5 separate regions of the Homo sapiens genome follow, and all the other regions are linked to region 3. A link is a loop called in an ENCODE intact Hi-C map of the cell type or tissue named here. Cell type or tissue: endothelial cell of umbilical vein. All regions are shown on one strand. Region 1 overlaps KCTD10 (potassium channel tetramerization domain containing 10). Region 2 overlaps CORO1C (coronin 1C). Region 3 overlaps SSH1 (slingshot protein phosphatase 1). Region 4 overlaps CORO1C (coronin 1C). Region 5 overlaps SVOP (SV2 related protein).

Region 1 (4,000 bases), 610 kb before region 3:
AATTGTGAATAATACAACAAACTCACCTGTGCCACCAGGCTCAGCCCAGGCATAAAGTATGACCTGTACCTGTGGGGCCCCTTTGTGCCTTCTCTGTTTGTCCCTCTCCCTTCCAAAGGTAAGCATTTGGGGTCACCAGGTGGATCTCAAGCTTGGCTACAGAGGGAGTCACCTGAGGAGGTCAGTACTGGTGCCTGGGTCCCAGCCAGGGTGTGGCCCAGGCAGTAGGACTTTGAAGAGCTCTCTGGGTGATTCTAGTGTGCAACCAGCATTGAGAACCACAAGTGTCCATCTTTCCAGGTATTACTCTTACTATAGCTGTGCATGTCCCTAAACAAGGCGCTGTTGGTGTGTTTTTAAACGTGATGTAAATGGTGCTGTACAGTTTGTATGTTTTGCTTTTGCTTACGTAGCATTATGCTTGTGAGATCAATCCACAACTAAATAGCTCTCGTTCAGACATTTTCCGGTGGTAGAGTGTCCATTCTAGAAGCATACAGCCGCTGCCGGAGCCATATTCTGTTGATGATCATGTAGAGGGTTTGCGGTGTTCACTGTGACGAATGTGAACATCCTTGAACGCTTTCCCCGTGCGTGGGAGTTTCTCTGTGCGATGCTGCCCAGCCTTTGCCACATCATGGGGCACGTAGACAATCATATTTTCACTTTGGCAAATGAGGGGGCTCTGGACTCCCTAGATCCCACCCAGCCATCTCAAGGGCTATGGCTTTAAGATCTTACCCACTGTTGGGAGCTCAGCCCTAGAGTTTATTCCCAGGAGGGGAATTGGGACAGCATCTTCTACTTCCTTAGATATTGCAGGAGTCCCTTCTGGAGTGGTTATGGCAACTTCTACTCCCTGCAGAAGTCTGGATTTTTGCCAACCCTTGGCACTGTCCAACCTTTTAATTATTGCAAATCTGGTGAGTATGATATGGTACCTTGTTTTATTCAGTATTTCCTAATGTCTGGTACGTTGAGCATGTTTTTATGTGTATTGCTCTTTTGAGTTTAATCTTTTAACTGCTTGATTGCATCTTACTTACACATTTGCCTTTTTCTTATTACTTTGCAAAAGTTCATATACTGGATCCTGTTTCTTTGGGGTCCAGTGCTGCAAATATCTTCTCCCAGTCTGACTTGTCTGAGCTTTTTTAATGGGGCTTTTGGAAACCTCAGAGTTTAAATCGCTTTTTTACACTTACATCCTTGATCTACCTCAGTGATGCCCAAACCAATGGGTGATTTTTTGGGATATTTAGCAATGTCCAGAGACATTTTTGTTGTTTCTTGGGGATGATGGTGCTCCTGGCGTCAAGTGAGTAGAGGCCAGGGATGCAACTAAATACCCTACAATGTGCGGGGCAGCCTCTTACAACTAAGAATTATCTGGTCCAAAATGTCAAAGTGCTCAGGTTGGAGACCCTGCCCTAGGGATTCTGATCAGGAATGAGGCAGGTTGCTAGAATCTGAATTTTTCACAAGTACCTTGGGTGGCATTTATGATCAGGGGTGTTTGGGAACCACAAAAATATAGAGTATAAATACCTTAGGATGGCAAAGAGAGGTCAGTGAAGGTTCCCTGGAGGTGGTGGGAGAGGGGAAAGGAGAGGTCAGACATCCAGGGAGAGAGGAAGCACATGGTATGCTCACGGGGCGGGGAGGAGGGGAGCCTAGTGGCCCAATCCTCCTGACCCCCAGAGCAGCCTTCTCCTCCCTTGGGTCCCTGAAAGCAACACCAACTCCATCCTGGGGGCTGGAACTTGCTGCCTCTGGACGCTGCTGCTCTGCTTCCAGCAATAATGATGAAAGATGAGATTGTTAAAGACCCATAGCTGCTTTTGAGTGCTGTTGGTAGACCCAGCATTGTGCTGTGTGCCTTCTGTACGTTCTTTCATCATATTTTTATGTCAACCCTGTGAGATCGTTTGTAGAAGAGAAAACTGCTAGACAGAGGTTAATTGAAGCACCAATGTCATCCAGCAAGAAGGTATCAGAGCTGGGTTTCCAACACTTAACTGCTGTGCTGTGCTGAGGACGTCCTGGAGCCCAAGTCCAGTGCTGCCCAGTGTGGTCCCGGTCAGTTCTGCTCTCCAGCCTTGCCTAATGGGTCTGGGATCCCAGGCTGCCCTGACTTTGGACAGCCTTCCTAAATAGCTCTCGTGCCCCGTGGCAGCAGGAGAGAGACCCCCCACATGCGAGGAGCTGCTTGACTTCCATTTGTCTTTCTACGTGCTAGGCATTTGAGCTGACTTTCAAAGGGATCACTTCCTGCTTTGAAAGCAACCACAGTATCTTAAAGTCAAAACGCTGATTGAAACCTCCTGGAGAGTGTGCCTGGCTCCCTTGCCCTTATTTGTCCAAAGTATGATTCTTTCGCCACAAGCATTTCCTGACGGCATTCTTGAGCCGGAGCCCAGTGTCACGGTCTGCCTGTTCATTTATGGGAACTCTGGGCTGTCATTTGGATAATTGATTTCAGGGCCCTGGGTCTTCCCAAGCAGCTGAGTTCTGCAGACATCAAAGGCAGAACGTGGAAGGTTCCTTCCCTGCGCAGCTGAGTTGAATTCTATTTATCTTTTCAATTCTGGTGAAAGGAGTTTTCCTATGAGTGCCTTACTTTTTCTTTGTGGTCTAGTCCTGCTGCCTCTGCTTGGGAATGGCACTGCACCTCTCTGAGCCTCTGTTTTATTTGTGGAAAATGCAAGGGAATGAGCTCCCCTCAAAAAAGAACTGGTAGAAAGATAATACGGTCTTTCCCTGCCTTGTCAGCCTTCTGAGAAAAAATTACTTGGTGTAGGGTAGCACAGAGGCCTCAAGCTGGTAGCCTGCAGGCCCAGTTCAACTGCAGATGTGTTTTGTTTGCCTTGTGGTGGGTTGATGACAGTTTTGTTTTGTTTTAATTAGTTTACCGTCCTTTAAAAATCAGGGAATTCACAGAAAAATCTGGGTTTCTGGCATTGCATGGAACATCAGAGCTCACAGCTCTTGGGCCCACATTCCTGCCTGGCCACTCTTGGCTGGAGTGGGAAGAGCCTGCCTCTCTTGGGGGCAGGGCAGATGCTGTCCTGTCAGCCCCAGCCTCAGCCCCGCCCAGCTGCACTCATTTATTGTGCTTACTGGCCCTGGAGGCATCTGGGTTGCATAAGATATTAATTCCATATTTTGTTTTCTCAGATGTAGAAAGAAGTGGGGTGGGATCACATTTGCAGGTCACTGTCAGGGTGATGTGATTTACCATGCCTGGGAAGGCCTCTTTCTTCCCTGAAACCAGGAGTTGACTCAGGGCTATACATTTGTATTGCATTTCCCCCCACTTGGGGTATTCTTCCCACCTACTCAGGAAATTGGAACAGTGCGGAAGTAGGAAGTGGAAGCCGCTGGAGGGTGGAGACCGTTCTTTTAACAAAAGGCCCAGGAACTTTAGGCTGAGCTGTTTCATCAGGGGAACCTGGAAACGGCCCTGTTATCAAACTTTCCTGGCAATTCATGCAAAGAATACCAAACTATGCCCTAAAACCATGAGAGGGCACTTGGCAGGGACTGGACCTGCCAGGTAAGGGGTAGGGGAAAGCGGGCAGACTTAAGACTCTGGATTGTGAAAAAGATGCGTTTGCTGCTCTCAACTTTTGCTGGCCTCTGCCACTGATCCAAGGCCCAGGATCAGTAGGGCCCAGTCTGAGGAGGACGTGGAACAGGGCACAGCATTGTTAGGAGTGGAACAGGGCACAGCGTTGTTAGGAGTGGAAATGTTGGCCCTTCTCCCAAAGTGGGGAGGAAGGTGGTAGCATAAAGTGACCGATTCCTACTGAAGCCTTCTCACGGCCCTGCGCACTGGCATTTTCCACCTGTAATGCGTGGCAGGAGCCGTGGGGACGCCCCTTGCCTGAGGTCACCCTGCTTGTCAGAAGGCCTCGACTTCACCCTCTCATCTGTCTGGCTTCTTTTTAGAGCTTCACATTTGCTGTTGGGAGATACTTGGACTTTGCTCCATTCCTGC
Region 2 (4,000 bases), 210 kb after region 3:
CGGTTAGCTGGAACTTTGCCCCGTTTCCAGTTTCTTATAGTGCATGCTTGGGAAACAAGATTTAAGGAGCCTCTGTTTTGGAAGGGCTGTCTGTGATTGAACGTGAAATGTGTAGTGCCATTGGGACCACGAAGGGAATTCTTGCACATGCTCGTGCTGGTGTGGGCATGGGACTGGCTGGAAACGTCTGTATGCAGGGAGCCAGGGTGAGGGCAGAGTGTGGTGACAGCCGAACTTGGAGTAATGTCCGTGTAGAAAAAGGACCATGTTCTTATCCAGCCAATACTGGGAGTGCTGTCTCCACAATTTCAGGGCATCTGAATGTTTGATGTGGTTTTGTGTGTGTGTATGTATGTGTTTAATATTGAAGTGGATCATGAGATGTAAAGAAAACAATAATGGCAATGACTTATATTCAAATCTGTATTTGTTTCTTTATCAATGTAATCTGCTGAGGACCTTTTGTCTAAGATTCAGTAGTGTTTTAAGGTTCTGATATCGAATTAATGAAGTAAAGTTGTTGATGGTGGTGAAACACCGTAGGGCATGTGGTTCAAAGAGAAGCAGGAGGGCAAGGGAAAGTTACCCTGATCTTAGTTTGTAGCTTATGACTTATTTAATGAATGGATGCCCAGCCAAGCTCAGAGTAGGCGCCCAAAGCATTGTGGATTATTTTCCTGTTTTGTCTTTTTTTTTTTTTTTTTTTAAGCCATGACATCCCAGAAGAGGACAGTGAATTACTCCTAGGTCGGCTCTTATAGAGTGGCCATAGTGTTCTGTCAAAACACTTGCTTCCATTTTCAGAGATAAAAATCATTGATTACAAAATGGTGTTTGTGTTTATTTCACGCCTTGGCTGTCTGTGAGGCAGCCCCCACCTCTCTGCCTGACATAGCTTCTCTGACTTTGGTGGACGAGCACGGTGCCATACTCCTCTCCGGGGGTAAGTACAGGGGAAGCGCGTGTGGGTGGCTCAGTTCAAGTACAAGTGAGGTCTCCAAGCCAGTCAAGCACTGTGTTTTGGCTTCCAGCAGACCTGAGCCTTTGGATCCTGCCTCAGACCTTTGCCAGCGGTGTGTCCTGGGATGGGGTTCCTAATCCTTCTGAGTCCCTTTTCTTGAAAGGAGGATGATAATTCCATGTAGTTCAGATGAGAGGAATACCTGTGTGGCCACACAAACAACCCTCGCTGCATGGCCGCTACTGTTACTATTATGAGTTGATTTTCTGACAGAGTCTTTGAAAGCACTTTTTCTTCAATAGAAGCAAAATTCTCTTGGCTCAGCTGTGACTTTTATTCCAGCAGGCTTCCAGGGTCAGTTGAATTGCAGGGCTTCCCTTTCGCACTATGACATTGTCTCGTGACATTTCAGTGATTGTAGCAAAGAATTTCCCACTGTTTGCTTTTTCTGAATATGATGAATGGTCAGCATAAAGCTCCCCTTCCTCAAATGCCTTATCTTAAAGTTGCTTTAGTCTATGAGAAGAATGGCTGCCATGTTCTTGGTCCACTCGTGGCTGCAGGAAGTAGAAGTTGGCAGGGCTCTCTGTAGACCCGAGGTGCCCGCAGTCAGCCAGGAGACGCGTGGTGGTCTGTTTATGACTAACTTGTTTTCTCACTCGGGCCACCTTGATTCTTTGCCAGAAGACCTGAAGGTCAGCATGCTGGCCCCAGACAGCCAGCCAGACCTCGTCTGGGGGGAACTTCCATTTTTTTTTTCAAGGTCACTTCCCTTGCTGTACTTGGTATTCTACACCCAGAAAAACTCTTTGTTGGCTCTTAAGAATCTGTTAACTCTAAGTGGGCCCTTCTCTTTCTGCGGGCACATTAAGTATCCCAGTGCTGGCAGTGGGTCACGGACATGAGTCACCGTCAAGGGCACGCCTTTCCTGCTTCAGACGGGCAACCCTTGATGTCCAGGCCGGACAGTGCCCTTTGTGCTCTTTTATTCGTTAAAAAGAAGTCCCTTGCCAAAGAATGTAGGGGTGGCAGTCCTCTCCTGCGAAAAGCGGGTATGTGCGGGGTGGACAGCCTTTCCAGAGGGCAGTCTGGCAAGTGGATCAAAAGCCTTAAAGGTTTTCTTAAGACCCAAGATTCTCACCTTTGGAAATTTTGTCCCAGGGAACTAGTGGGAGGTATATTCAGGAATTAGAAGAGTAAAATCAACTCTGCAGAAGGGGGTCAGTAAGTTACTTGTCATATCCATATGTTATAATTCTGTTCCATTATTTAAAGTCATTTAAAAAGAGTATTGAATAGGAAACATTAAAAAAATAGTAAAATAAAGTCAATTCCAACTTGGGTTTAAAATATATACCTACCTAGGTTGAAACATGAAAGTATATTATTTCTGGGTGCTGGATGTCACTACCAACTTTTTTCTGTGTATGCCAAGAGCCCTACAGTGAACTGTGTTGCTGATGTCAGCATAAAAAGTGTGTTTACAAAGTAATTCTCATCAGCTCTCTACCCCATGGAGTCACTCTGCAGTAAATGATGTTAGTTGGCTAATCCATTCAGAAGTAAAATGGGGAAGAAAGTGAAGTCCATTGGACCTCATAAGAACATTCAGGACCAGAACTTCTAGTGAGAGGTGTAGGTTTCCTAATACAGATATGTAAAACCAACCCCGAACAGATGGCTTGTGACAAACTTTTTAAAGGATATATGCATATACAATGTATACTTATGTGTAGAATAAATACCAGAAATGTTGTTATTGCTATAGGGAGGTAAAGTTGTGTGTAATTTCTATTTAATCCTATTTTTCTGAATTTAGAAATTTCCTATAAATGTATTTATTCCCAGAAAGGCATTATTAAAATTAATGTATTAGTGATAAGTTAATAATTATTAAGATAAGCATAAATCAGTGGAGATGTTTGAAATGGTGCAGCAACATTTGGTTAGCTGTGGGGGCAGCAGGGACACCAATATACATTCTTAATGGAGTCCACAGTTAAAATAAAACCTTTTCTTTTTCTATTTAGAAGAAAGTAAGTCCCTTTTAATCTACACTTCAGACTAGAAAAAATGTAAGCCCTAAAGCAATGGAATACATCACAAAGGAAAAGACAGATTGGCTATATAAAAATTAAATTACGTAAGACTTTAATATGGCAGAAAACAAAGGTCATCGGAACTGGGAAATACGTTTTCTTCCAATATAGTAAGGGCTAAGTATACTTTGATATGCTTCATCTCAGCTGCAGCTGCTGCCTCTATTTGAAACGTGACGTGTGAAATGTTAAGTCCTAGGCAGCTGATGTGCAGATGGCAGCTGTCCTCATCCCTCCTGTGGGAACCGAGTCCACCAGCAAATGGCTTATTCTCAACTTCGAACTTTGGGGTGTGGGGTGGGGGGGGGTGTGTTCGCTAGGCGACACTGGCCGTGGTGTGCCGGCTGAAAGTTCCCCTGTGGCGAGTGTCAGGAGGGCTGGGTGGGAGATGGGAATTACTGCGCATCCCAAGATCCTTGAGGATAAGGTGACTGCTGAGTTGGTTGGATTGGCTGAAATGTGGAGGGGGGTGAGTTTAGAGAGGCAGATGGGATCCTTCAAATTCATTGTAGTTGGAGTTTAATTCATGTGAACGAAAATGGGTAAGAGGGCAGATTTTAGGATCCTGAGTTTAGTGAGGGGCAGATAGAGGGTGAGGCACGCGGCTCCCTGACAGGCTTCATGGTGAGGGGCTAGAAAGCAACGTCAGGGCCGTTGCCCAGGGAGCCTGAGGGCAGAAGTCAGAGGAGGAAGTTACCCACTTCAGGACTCAACTTGGAAGGCAAGTAGACAGGTCTATTCTGCTGTCAGAAAAAATCTGCACACTTGAGCTTGGGCACTCACCACCGGGTGCTTAGTTTTGTTCTTAGAGTAGCTTCCTCACACTGATCTCAAAGAGTAAGTGGACTTTTGGGGAAGGACTTCCTGGTGGGTTTGGAACAGAACTGGGGAGAAGTGGCTCAAAGGCCCCCAGGCAGTTGTGGGGGCAGAGAAAGCTTTG
Region 3 (4,000 bases):
ACCCGTCAAGGCCTCTGGTCTAAACTCTTACCTATAACAAGGCTGAGTGTCCGCCTGCAGACCCTTAGCTGTGTTTAGAGAAGACTGGAGGAGCGGCCCTGCGGTCCCAGGCCCAGGAAGTTCCGCAGCCAGCATCTGGGCTCTTCAGCCCCTTTCTTTGTGGGAGGGAGTGGGGGAAGTTGACTGATAACACGGGGGAGGTTTGTGTGTCTGAGAGAGACAAGAGAATAATGTTTGCATTTGGCTTGACAGCCCTGTCTCCTGGTAGGGTAGTTCTTCAGCCTTGTTTTGCTGGGATTGGCAGGGACATTTTCAGAGTGGCTGGGAAGTTGAACCTTCACAGCCCCCTCCTTGGAGAGGAGAGGCCATTCATGAGTTATCTATACACAGAAGGTTCTAGTAATCCCCCTCTACACGCTGATTAGAGGCAAAAGAACACTGGCGATCAATAGCCTGCTACTGAGAAGTTAGGTTGCAGGAGCGCCTTTCCTTCCCACAGCGAGGAGGGGCTGTTTTCTGTTCCGGTCACTGCTGTCTGGCAATTTATGCACTTAATCTCAGGTTCTCATCACAAAAGTTTATGTGAGGTAAGGGGAGAGGTTGGCTTCAGGCTGAACCTGTCAGCCCAGATTTCTGATTCAAAACCCCATGTTCCTAGAGTTACTTGCAACCTAATCTGTTCTTGTCTTACGCATTTTAAGGTCTTATTATTTTTTAGTTACATACCATAAATTTGCCATTTTAAAGTGTACAATTCAGTGGTTTTTAGTATATACATGAGATTGTGCAACCACCACCATCTAATTCCAGAACATTTTCATCCTCCCCAAAATAGGAACCCTGTACCCGTTAGCCCTCACCTGCAGCCTCCCCCTGCCCCATTCTCCCTAACCTTAGGCAACCACTAATCTACTTTCTGTATCTATGGATTTGCTTATTCTGGACATTTTATATAAATGGAATCACACCCTGTGTGGCCTTTTGTGTCTGGCTTCTTTGACTCAGCATCACGTTTTCAAAGTTCATGCATATTGTAGCATGTGGCAGTACTTCATTCCTTTTCATGGCTGTATAATACTCCATTGTATGGATGTACCACATTTTGTTGGACATTTGTGTTGTGTCTACTAGATACATTTTCAATTATTATATAAAGCATTATTTTTACCAAGTGCCAATGACCCTGATAAACATAAAGTAAAACTCAGGCAGCTTTTATTTGATCATAGCAAAGCTGCAGCATTCATTGCTTGGCTTTGAATGCGCTGGGATGTTTCCCGAAGGCAAGGCCCTCGTTCAGATGTGTTGAGGTGAGAAGCAAGGTGGGATGGAGACAGCAAGTGTGTATGGGGTCAGGAGACCTAGGCCAGGCCGGTTCTGCCCTGGTCCGCCCTCGCTTGAGTTGCTTCCTGTGTGTGGGCCCTGGCTCATCTAAAAGGACTGAATTACCTCTTTCATGTGTTCCTTGGCAGATGTAGTTTCCCTGGAATAACTGACCTGAGATGGCCTTTCATCTGAGAACCTCAGAGAGTGACCGAGAGTTAAATGATTGTGAAGTCCGTACCCCCAAGTCACGTCATCACTCTTCAAATTGCAACTTCATAATGAGTCAGACACTTAGGGCAGTGCTTTCCTGACACAGCCAGGCCTGCTGCCGGCGTGGGAAACGGGGGATCACAGCCCTCAGTCCTAAGGCTCTCTTTTCTCTTTTAATTTTCTTTTTTTCCCAGTCTTTGATTATGTCACTTATGTCATTTTCCTGTGAATCTTATCTCAGTTCCTTTGTGTGAACAGGCAGAGCACAAGAATAGATAAATCAATAATTTTCAGGAATGGATCATAACATTGTTATTTCTGAGAAACATTCAAAGTGACTAATTTTCATGGGCAGATCTCCAGGCACTTTTTTGGATTGGACCAGAGTTTCTCAACCCACTGTTGATACTTGGGACCAGAACATTCTCTCTTGTGGGGGGACCATCCTGTGTGTTGTGGGATCCTGTCCTCTACCCACTAGGTGCCAGTAGTGACCTCCAGAAAAATGCCTCCAGACATCTTCCAATGTCTCCTGTTGAGAGAACTTGCTCCGCATTGAGAACCACTGGGTTAGACCCCAACATACTCTTTGTCAATTTGTTGCTCTTGTGACTTGTTTTGTGGTCATTGAAGCCTTCCCTGCTCTTTCCACTTCTCCTTCAGTGTGGGGTAGGTGCCTCTGCAGAATCTTGTATGTACTTCATCTTAATATGATGTAGGGACTCCCAGGCCCTCTGGTGTACGCTTTTTTTTTTTTTTTGAAACGAAGTATTGCTCTTTCACCAGGCTGGAGTGCAGTGGTGCAATCTCGGCTCACTGCAACCTCCGCCTCCTGGGTTCAAGTGATTCTCCTGCCTCAGCCTCCCAGGTAGCTGGGATTACAGGTACATGTCACCGTGCCTGGCTAATTTTTGTATTTTTAGTAGAGACAGCGTGTCACCTTGTTGGCTAGGCTGGTCTCGAACTCCTGACCTCAGGTGATCCGCCCACCTCGGCCTCCTGCAGTGCTGGGATTCCAGGTGTGAGCCACTGCGCCGGGCTGGTGTACTCATTCTTGGTTGAAGTTGCCACCTCCTGGTGGGTGTCCCTTGCTGCCCAGGCCCCTCCCTACATTATCTCTGGACCCTTTTTCCTTCGCCCTTGGCTCCTGCCTCATTTCTGTCCTCGATCAGCCCTGCATCTCTCCCAGCCATCACAGCTTTCCAGGTTTCTCTTTCCCATTCAATGGGCGCCTCTGTGCAACATAAAAAACATGCCAAGTCCCAGCGGTGCGGAGTTGTTTGGGGGGTGTGTATGTGTTTCCTTCTTATTTTCAGTTTGCTCTCTGAAAGAAAAAAAATAAAAATAAGTCATAGGTACTTCTGGAGCCCAAACTCGTGGCCTTTTAGATTTCAGAAAATATTAAATATCTCTTTCTTGCATTTATATAAATAAACCGATAGCCTAGGATGTTTCGTATCAAATGTTTAAGTCTTTTCGAGAACCATCAAGAGCTTTCAAGACCCACAAACAGACGGCCTGATTCCTGGCCACCTTCCACTGTGCAAGTCTTGCCTGGGTTGGTTTTTTGAAAATGGTGTTCATCACTCAGCTGTTATTGCCTGGCTCTGCGGAGGAAGTGGATTCTCTTTAAACATGACCCCCTCCCCTTAAAAGAGAAAAACAGGATAAGGTCCAGAACAACCTCGGAAAGTTGAGGGCTGAGGGCTAAAAGACCGTGCTGGGTAACAACACCAGATAGGAAATGTTGAGCTAACAGGACTCCATCCCCTGGACTGCGGCAGGAATGTGGGTCAACATTTGGAAACCTGAAAATTCCCCCACGGAAATGACTCCAAGGGACAGACCGGGATTGGTGAGGAAAGGGCACGGCTGTTTAGAAGTAGCTAGGTTTCCTGGATATCTTTATCTTTTTCCAGTACCGGGGTAGAAAATGTGAGACTGCCGCCCGAGGCGTGTTGACAGTGGTGCCTGTGGTGTGATATTCTCTTTCTTTCTCTGTAGTTGGAGGCTGGCAGCGAAGAAGATCGAAAATTAAACCTCAGGTAAGCAGACTTTCAATTCTTGTTCCTAAGTCTTTCTCCCAAGCAGGTAAGGAATGCTCTTGTTCCTCTCCCAAAGGGAAAACGTTCAAAAAGAATATGCCAATTTTGGGCTGGGTGCGGTGGGTCACGCCTGTAATTCCAGCACTTTGGGAGGCTGAGGCGGGTGGATCACAAGGTCAGGAGATCGAGACCATCCTGGCCAACATGGTGAAACCCTGTCTCTACTAAAAAAACAGAAAAAATTAACCGGGCGTGGTAGTGTGTGCTTGTAGTCCCAGCTACTTGGGGGGCTGAGGCGGGGGAATCGCTTGAACCCGGGAGGCAGAGTGAGCCAAGATTGCGCCACTGCACTCCAGCCTGGCGACAGAGCAAAACTCCGTCTTAAAAAAAAAAAAAAAAGAATATGCCAATTTTTTAGT
Region 4 (4,000 bases), 160 kb after region 3:
GTTTCCACCCCACCCCCTCCCCTGGAGATGAGCAGGCAGCCTTTGTGCGTTTCCTTGGCCAGCTTCTCCTGCTGCTGCAGTTCACTGATATGTCCACAGCAGCCGGCCCGCAGGCCTGACAGGGCTCTGACAGTGGTTTTTACCATATATGGCCATCAGAGCGCTGTGGCTGTCAGCCGGCCAGGATAATTTCCTTCCTTTGCTTTGATTGGCTGCACGGGTGGCTCAGAGAATGGTGGGATCTGGGAGTGTGTGGTGAAGAGAAGCCACTGAGTCAAGTGCAAAGAACGTTTAACTCTTTACTGGGTTTGTGGAGCGTGCCAGTCTGTGCTAAGCAGGCTGACAATTGCTGCCAGCAGAAGCCCTCAGTGTGTAAACATGGTAACCCCAGTCTGGGAAAGCTGCTGTATCTCCGGTAAAGAAAGGTATCTGAACACACATTACTCTGAAATAAACTCAAGGTGTCATGAACACATTTCTGGAGTCACGGTTTTGCCCAGAAGCCACCTTATAACCACATGTAGCAAATCATCTGCTCCTGCCAAGTTGAATATCTTCGCCCATTAGGGGTGGGACCTGAGTTGAGTCTGGGGAAGAATGAGCTGAGAGGGCATGTGATGGGACACATGTCTGCTTTCTTGGAGGAACGGTGACTTGGGTTTCATTTCTGGCTGACTGAATTGAGTCTATACTGCAGTCCTCTTGCTTGTGTGGAACTGACTCAGCCATGGAGCCCAAGGCATTAGCCCCTCCCACCCCCCAAAAAAAGTTGTAATATTTTTCTATTTATCATCTCCACCATCCAAGGAGGGTGGATTTTCATTCTGAGACCTGTGGATTAAACCAATGCAGAGCTGCAATGGGAAGGGTTAGCCCTGGAGCTCTTCAGCGTTCACAGAGGGTTTCAGTAGATCAATCTCCAATGTCATTTGCTTACTACGAGGGCTTAGACAACCAGTTTCTCTATTTTCTGATTTGATATTGAATGCTTTAATTTTCCATATTGCATTTACATCTGTAGTTCTTCTGCTTTTCAGCTTTTGCTTTCTAGCTCAATTTTATTTTAACTAGATTCTACCTCATCTTGGGTTCCAAGTTTTTATTTGTTCTCAGCCCAGAAGCATCATATGGAATTACTTGTCTGCAATAATGAGCAGAAAGCATTAGGTTTTCACTTTATAAATTCTTTAAGTCAGGAAGTTAGGAAATACAGCTACTCTGGTTGCTATCGCATATTTGGGCAAGGTTGAGTAAGGAAATGTTAACTTTTCCGTGTTTTTGCTTTCTGATAATAAAATGTTTGTAGTTTTACAATAACTTCCCTCAAGTTCTTAATTGATTTTAAAATATGGTCTATTCAGTATTAAACCCAGTTTTTAGAGAGGATCTGTGATGCAAAAATTATTTGCTTGGCATTTTCACTTCTGTCCAAAAAGACTGCTGTTTTTTACTCACAGGCAGGTGAAGTCTCTGTAGGCCCATACTCCCTCTCCCCAGCAGCTTTTGTTTCTAGCTTACCTTACCTTACAGGGTAACTCAATCTGTAGGGTTTATTCCAGAGCACCTCCTTTTACCTCAAGGATGGTATTTCTGGTTCCCTTAAAGTAAAGCCTCCTCAGAATGTTTTATTCCTGGGCCATGAGCTGTCACTCTCAGGGACCAGCCTGTGCACAAGTCATATATTGTGTGCACCCGTCTTTTTGGTCTGCTGCTGAGTCTCTGTTTTCCATGCCGCTGTCCCCTTGTCCCATGACCACAATCACTCTAGCTCCTCCCCGTGGAGCAGCAGGGGCTTAAGAAATTCAAACAAAACATGTATCCACATAAATAATACTGTCATAAGAAAAAGGAAGTTGAAAAAAATGGAAAACCCACTTCAATAGATACGCTTTTGACTCCTTTGAACTCTGCACAGTGTGAATGGAGCCCTTATGCTTGGGCTGAAAACTTTTCCTCTACTTCTGAGCACATGTGTGACTTAACATTCTCCTTGCTGAGTTGAAGAATTCTCAGTATGTATCACCCAAAGCCAAAAATAAGTTATGATTGAAATTTGGGCACATAAAGTGATTTTGATACTCATTTTTTCCTAAAATGAAAACTTAGATGAATATTAGGTAGGGGTTTGAACAATGTGGAAATCTTTTAACTGTTCTTTGAGTCAGGTCATGTAAAGTATCTTTGTTTGCCTTCCCCAGGATGGGGTGGGGGCTCTTAGGCCCTTACATCTTCGGGTGGTGTAACCAGTCTGGATAATAGGCATAGAGGACTGCAGATCAGGAGATGGAAAAGTACTGGAAGTGAGACAGCTGCCTGAGTTGGATTAGATAAGGGAAACCGTGTAGAAAGCAGTCTGAATCCAGCACCCTAGGAAGGTGTGGGTTTATATGATACACTCCAGAATGCAAACTTGAAAGAAATTGTGTGTGGGATACCTTGAGCTTCTTAAAGGGGAATATTTGATTTGACTTATCACTCGAATGAATGTGTCACTTTTTATCACCATGGGAATTTATTACTTTGTGAAAACATACATTAGTTATGAGAAAGAGTAGGCCTGCTGGGTAAAGCGTTGTGCGACTTTAACATAATGTTACATTTCCTTTCTTGCAGGAACCAGTGATTATCAGATTGATCCATCTTTTTTTGTTTTTTCAGAGATGGAGTCTCGCTCTGTTGCCCAGGCTGGAGTGCAGTGGTGCGATCTCAGCTCACTGCAACCTCCGCCTTCCGGGTTCAAGTGATTCTCCCACCTCAGCCTCCCAAGTAGCTGGGATTACAGGTGCCCAACACCATGCCCGGCTAATTTTTTTTTTTTTTTTTTCTGAGACAGAGTCTCATTCTGTCGCCCAGGCTGGAGTGTAGTGGTACGCTCTCAGCTCACTGCAACCTCCGTCTCCCAGGCTCAAGCAATTCTCCTGCCTCAGCCCTCCCGAGTAGCCGGGATTACAGGCATGTGCCACCACAACGGGCTAATTTTTGTATTTTTAGTAGAGACGAGATTTCACCATTTTGGCCAGGCTGGTCTCGAACTCCTGACCTATCTGCCTGCCTTGGTTTCCCAAAGTGCTGGGATTACAAGTGTGAGCCACCGTGCCCGGCCTGTATTTTTAGTAGAGATGAAGTTTCACCGTGTTGGCCAGGCTGGTCTTGAACTCCTGACCTCAGATGATCCACCTGCCTCGGCCTCTCAAAGTGCTGGGATTACAGGTGTGAGCCACCGTGCCCAGCTTAGATTGATCCATTTTAACACCAATTGGTAGTGTCTTCAACCACAAACCAATATGTGGGTCAGAAATAATTATGTGAGGAATCATTCTTACATGAAGAAACAGTCATTCTGAATGATCTTTTGTAATATGTAGGACATATTGGAAGCAAAATTCCCAATGTTGAATTTCGAGAGTTTGGGAAGGTGAACATGGCTGCGGTACATGTGTAATACACCACTAGCTGCTTTAAAAACACACCCCAGCACAGAACTTTATTGAGACGTGTCTGTCAGAAATTTTCTGTACATGTTTGTGTACATTAACAGTTTTTTTTATTGTACTCAGTACTGCCCTCAATATATAGGATGAGTCTACTTCTTAAATGTGGATTCCTTTTTAGAAGGAGATGTGAGATCGATAAATAAGATATACTGGGCTGGGCACGGTGGCTCACACCTGTAATCTCAGCACTTTGGGAGGCTGAGGTGGGCAGATCACCTGAGGTCAGGAGTTTGAGACCAGCCTGGTCAACATAGTGAAAAAAAATACAAAAATTAGCTGGACGTGGTGGCGTGTGCCTGTAATCCCAGCTACTCAGGAGGCTGAGGCGGGAGAATCGCCTGTACCTGGGAGGTGGAGGTTGCATGCAGTGAGCTGAGATTGCACCACTGCACTCCAGCCTGGGTGACAGAGTGAGACTCCGTCTCAAAAAAAAAAAAAGGGTCAGAGGGGATACATTGTTAATAAGTGGAAGCTGTTGTGATTTTCCAGTAAGATTGATAGGAAGT
Region 5 (4,000 bases), 97 kb before region 3:
TGGAGAAACCCTGCCTCTACTATAAATACAAAATTAGTTGGGCGTGGTGGCACATGCCTGTAATCCCAGCTACTTGGGAGGCTGAGGCAGGAGAATCGCTTGAACCCAGGAGGTGGAGGTTGCAGTGAGCCGAGTTCATGCCATTGCACTCCAGCCTGGCCAACAAGAGTGAAACTCTGTCTCAAAAAAAAAAAAGAAAAAAAAAAAAAAAAGTCAATTAGATCATTAAGGAGCCCATTCCTCTACGCTGATCTGTGCTTTTCTACAACCCTCCTTCTCTCCTCCCTTCCTCATTCTTTTCTTTCTTTCCCCAAAGTAGATATAATAATGGAGCTTACCAAGTGCTGGGCACTTTGCTAAATGTTCTGCTCAGACTAACTTACTTGGTCCATTGAACAACTGTTTTATCCCCGTATGACAGATGTGAAAACTGAGGCTTAGAACTCACAAGGGACTTGCTGGAGGTCAGATAGTTATTATTATTATTTTTGAAACCGGATTTCGCTCTGTTGCCAAGGCTGGAGTACAGCAACACGATCATACCTCCCTGCAGCCTCAAACTTCCAGTCTCAAGGGATCCTCCCACCACAGCCTCTGGAGTAGCTAGGAGTACAGATGTGTGCCACCACGCCCAGCTAATTTTTAAAATTTTTTGTTGAGATGGGCTGCAGGGCACAGGGTGGGCGGTCTCACTGTGTTACCCAGGCTGTTCTTGAACTCAAGTGATCCTCCCATCTTGGCCTCCCAAAGTGTTGGGATTACAGGTGTGAGCCACCGTGCCTGGCCAGATAGTTATTAAGTGTAGTGTAGGGGGCCTGGGCACAGTTGCTTATGCCTGTAATTCCAGCACTTTGGGAGGCTGAGGCAGGTGGATCACTTGAGGCCAGGAGTTTGAGACCAGCCTGTACAACATGGCAAAACCCCATCTCTACTAAAAAATATAAAAATTAGCCAGGCGTGGTGGTGCACACCTGTAATCCTAGCTACTTGGGAGGCTGAGGCAGGAGAATCACTTGAACCTGGGGGTTAGAGGTTGCGGTGAGCCAAGATCGTACCACTACACTCCAGCCTGGGGAACAGAGTGAGACTCTGACTCAAAAAAAAAAAAAAAAAAAAAAGAGAAAAGAAAAAAAAGTGGAATGTAGGGTTTGCTTCTACTTTGTAACAAACCACCTTTGCATTCATGGTTTAAAACAATGATTAATTCAACTCATGATTCTGCAGTGAGGCAGTTTGGTGGCTCCTCTAGACTCCATGGGACTTGCTCATGTGTCTTCAGTCCACTGAATCATGGGGCACCCAGGCACCTGGTCCCATGGCATCTGAACAGGGGTCAAAGGCAGCAAGAAGAAGCCACAAACCTTCTTGAGGCCTATACTTGGAACTAGCATAACATCATTTCTGCTACATTCTGGTGGTCAAAGCAAGTCACAAGGCCACACAGATCCCCAGGAGGGGAAAATGAACTCTTGATGGGATGTGCTGCAGTCATACTGCAAAGGTGCATAGATACCGGGACGGAAAATATTGGAGCAACTTTGGCAAACCAGTTGCAACTGGGTTCAAATCCAGGTGTGTCTGGTGCCAAAGCCCTTACCATGTTGAACAACAATTTCAAAGGGGTTTCAGGCATATATAGTCAGAAGGTCCTGTTAAATCATTTATATCCACGGCGTTTCTGGTACTGACTTGGAGAATGACTCTGGAGTGTAGGCTGGTGGTTCTTAACAGTTTTCTAGACCCTTTAAGGCAGATAAGAGGAATCACATGTAGAATCCCAGATTAATTACACTTTCTCTCTACGGAGGGACATCAAGAAGGAATAGACTTTAATTCAAGCAAGGGAATTAAATACAATTTTATTTTTGTCATTAGAGACAATATACTTTTGTTTTACCAAATTTAGGAAATGCAAATAAGCACCAACAAATAACAAATGATAATCACCTGTTATTGCCCCGTGTCTCTCCACGAAAACATCAATACAGGTTGGCACTGGGCCCATGTGTTTTTTACCTCCAGTAGAGGGCGCCATGCACCGCAGCCAAACACCATTTATGTAAGCGGCTGCGGTGGGAAACCTGGAGTAAGGTAACCCACGCCCTACTTGTGTTTTAGCTGCTCTTAAAGACAGTACCTCAGGTAGCTGCCCAGCTGTTCTACCTTGAAACCTGCCTCAGAATGATCTTCAAATTGGTGTCTACAATGAGCTTATACACAAAGCCTGTCCTCGTTCCTCCAAAGACCAGGCAAAAATGCCAGGCTGAGATCACAGGTTCTTGCTTTCCAAACACGTGATCCAAATGGCAAGCCTCTAATTGCCCAGTGCTGTAAATGTGATTATTTGCAGTGGGAATTTATTTATGCCAGAATCAGCTGATTCTTGGCATTGCTAATTTCATTGCTCATTCTTTTATTTTTCAGTCTGATTATAATAATTGCCATACTTTGGATAAAGATCAAGTAGCTTGCTTTCATAATGAACTGCTGTAAATAATGGCCAAATATGGGGCACAACAATTATAGGAAAAGATGTTTCTTGTGGCACAGGTGGCAAAAGCAAGAAATTGAACACAACCTAAGCATTCATAATTAGGGGGCAGTTAAATAAATGATGATACTACCGAGGTGAGGAAGACTATGCAGCTGCTAAGAATAATGCTCAGCTGGGCATGGTGGCTCATGCCTGCAATCCCAGCACTTCAGAAGGAAGCTGAAGCAGGTGGATCGCTTGACTCAGGCATTCAAGACCAGCCTGGGCAACATGGTGAAACCTTGTCTCTACAAAAAATACAAAAATTAGCCAAGTGTGGTGGTGCACACCTGTAGTCCCAGCTACTCAGGACGCTGAGGTGGGAGGATCATCTACCCCAGGAGGTCAAGGCTGCAGTAAGCCATTATCGTGCCACTGCACTCCAGCCTGGGTGACAGAATGAGACGCTGTCTCAAAAGAAAAAAAGAGTAATTCTTGGCCAGGCATGGTGGCTCATGCCTGTAGTTCCAGCACTTTGGGAGGCAAATGCAGGAGGATTGCTTGAGCCCAGGAGTGTGAGACCAGCCTGGACAAAATAGTGAGACTCCATGTCTACAAAAAAAAAAAAAAGAAAGAAAAAGAAAAATTAGCTGGGCATGTTGGTGCATGCCTGTCATCCCAGCTACTTGGGAGCCTGAGGCAGGAGAATCTTTGAGCCCAGGAGCTCAAGGCTGCAGTGAGCTATGATTGCACCATTACACTCCAGCCTGGGTGACAGAACAAAACCCTGTCTCAAAAATAAATAAAGCTGTAGATCTACCTCTATTAACATGAAAAGATTTCCATATTGTCTTACTGAAGCGGAACCTAACACAGAAATTTAAGAGCAAGAAGTTTCCTCTGGGAGACTCAGCCGCAGGTCCTCCAAATGGTCCCACTTCAAGGATGAGGGAACTGTCCAGTGAGGGCTACTCCCGGGAAGTTTAAATTCTTCGGCACTTCTGGCCTGCCACAAAGGCTGGCCAGCCAAGCTTTACTGACCAGAGAAAGTTCTCTGGAAAGGGTCACAGGTACTGGCAGTTAGAAGGTGGACTGGCATGCGTGGACATGCTAAGAATGGGGATGTTTGGGTGGAACGCTGACAGTGTGCTGTGTATGTTAAGAAAAAAAAAAAGAAGGAAAGAAGTAAGGGAGGGAGGAAAAGGTAGGAGAGAGGGAAGGAAAGAGAAGGGAAAAAGAAAGAAATAGCATGTTAGTTAAATTTATGTATTTATTTTTTTCATAGAAAAGAGGCTGAAAGATTGCAGGCCAGGCACAGTAGCTCATGCCTGTAATCCCAGCACTTTGGGAGGCTGAGGTGGGTGGATCACTTGAGGTCAGGAGTTCGAGACCAGCCTGGCCAACATGGCGAAACCCCATCTCTATTAAAAATACAAAAAAATTAGCTGGGCATTGTGGCATGCACCTGTAATCCCAGCTACTTGGGCTGAGGCAGGAGAATCACTTGAACCTGGGAGGCAGAGGTTG

The links. Peaks named below come from ENCODE experiments on the same cell type or tissue, not always from the same donor. Only the 100,000 strongest peaks of a DNase experiment are listed, where the experiment ranks them.
Region 1: a loop joins it to region 3, with 4 times the contacts of the local background. A loop is called at or near these places in 4 of 110 quality-filtered maps.
Region 2: a loop joins it to region 3, with 2.2 times the contacts of the local background. A loop is called at or near these places in 7 of 110 quality-filtered maps.
Region 4: a loop joins it to region 3, with 10 times the contacts of the local background. A loop is called at or near these places in 6 of 110 quality-filtered maps.
Region 5: it touches region 3 in a loop (5-fold over the local background); 26 of 110 quality-filtered maps call a loop at or near these places.

Annotation. Positions count from the first base shown.
Region 1 is chr12:109,461,705-109,465,704 of GRCh38, reverse strand. All of the region lies in intron 2 of KCTD10 (potassium channel tetramerization domain containing 10), which reads left to right. Among named protein-coding and RNA genes, the nearest start is that of KCTD10, 14 kb to the left of the region's middle. RefSeq lists enhancers at 2,341-3,147, 3,954-4,000. In endothelial cell of umbilical vein, no CTCF peak of the experiment used is centred here; DNase peaks (open chromatin) are centred at 2,434 and 3,204; H3K27ac peaks cover 2,757 bases.
Region 2 is chr12:108,641,937-108,645,936 of GRCh38, reverse strand. It overlaps CORO1C (coronin 1C), which reads left to right. Exons shown (of 11, transcript NM_014325.4): 11 at 1-828. It overlaps LOC105369968 (a long non-coding RNA gene), which reads right to left. Exons shown (of 3, transcript XR_007063449.1): 3 at 1-4,000. Among named protein-coding and RNA genes, the nearest start is that of MIR4496, 8.1 kb to the right of the region's middle. In endothelial cell of umbilical vein, no CTCF peak of the experiment used is centred here; a DNase peak (open chromatin) is centred at 1,666; H3K27ac peaks cover 1,775 bases.
Region 3 is chr12:108,852,219-108,856,218 of GRCh38, reverse strand. SSH1 (slingshot protein phosphatase 1) reads left to right here. Exons shown (of 15, transcript NM_018984.4): 2 at 3,541-3,581. Among named protein-coding and RNA genes, the nearest start is that of SSH1, 3.4 kb to the left of the region's middle. RefSeq lists an enhancer at 1,055-2,254. In endothelial cell of umbilical vein, a CTCF peak has its summit at 2,016 (motif pointing right); DNase peaks (open chromatin) are centred at 1,608 and 3,278; H3K4me3 peaks cover 1,119 bases; H3K27ac peaks cover 4,000 bases.
Region 4 is chr12:108,687,857-108,691,856 of GRCh38, reverse strand. All of the region lies in intron 2 of CORO1C (coronin 1C), which reads left to right. Among named protein-coding and RNA genes, the nearest start is that of CORO1C, 42 kb to the left of the region's middle. RefSeq lists enhancers at 1-224, 1-384, 175-454. In endothelial cell of umbilical vein, a CTCF peak has its summit at 1,759; DNase peaks (open chromatin) are centred at 126, 1,826 and 2,346; H3K27ac peaks cover 3,317 bases.
Region 5 is chr12:108,949,349-108,953,348 of GRCh38, reverse strand. All of the region lies in intron 6 of SVOP (SV2 related protein), which reads left to right. Among named protein-coding and RNA genes, the nearest start is that of SVOP, 70 kb to the left of the region's middle. In endothelial cell of umbilical vein, a CTCF peak has its summit at 2,032 (motif pointing right); a DNase peak (open chromatin) is centred at 2,048.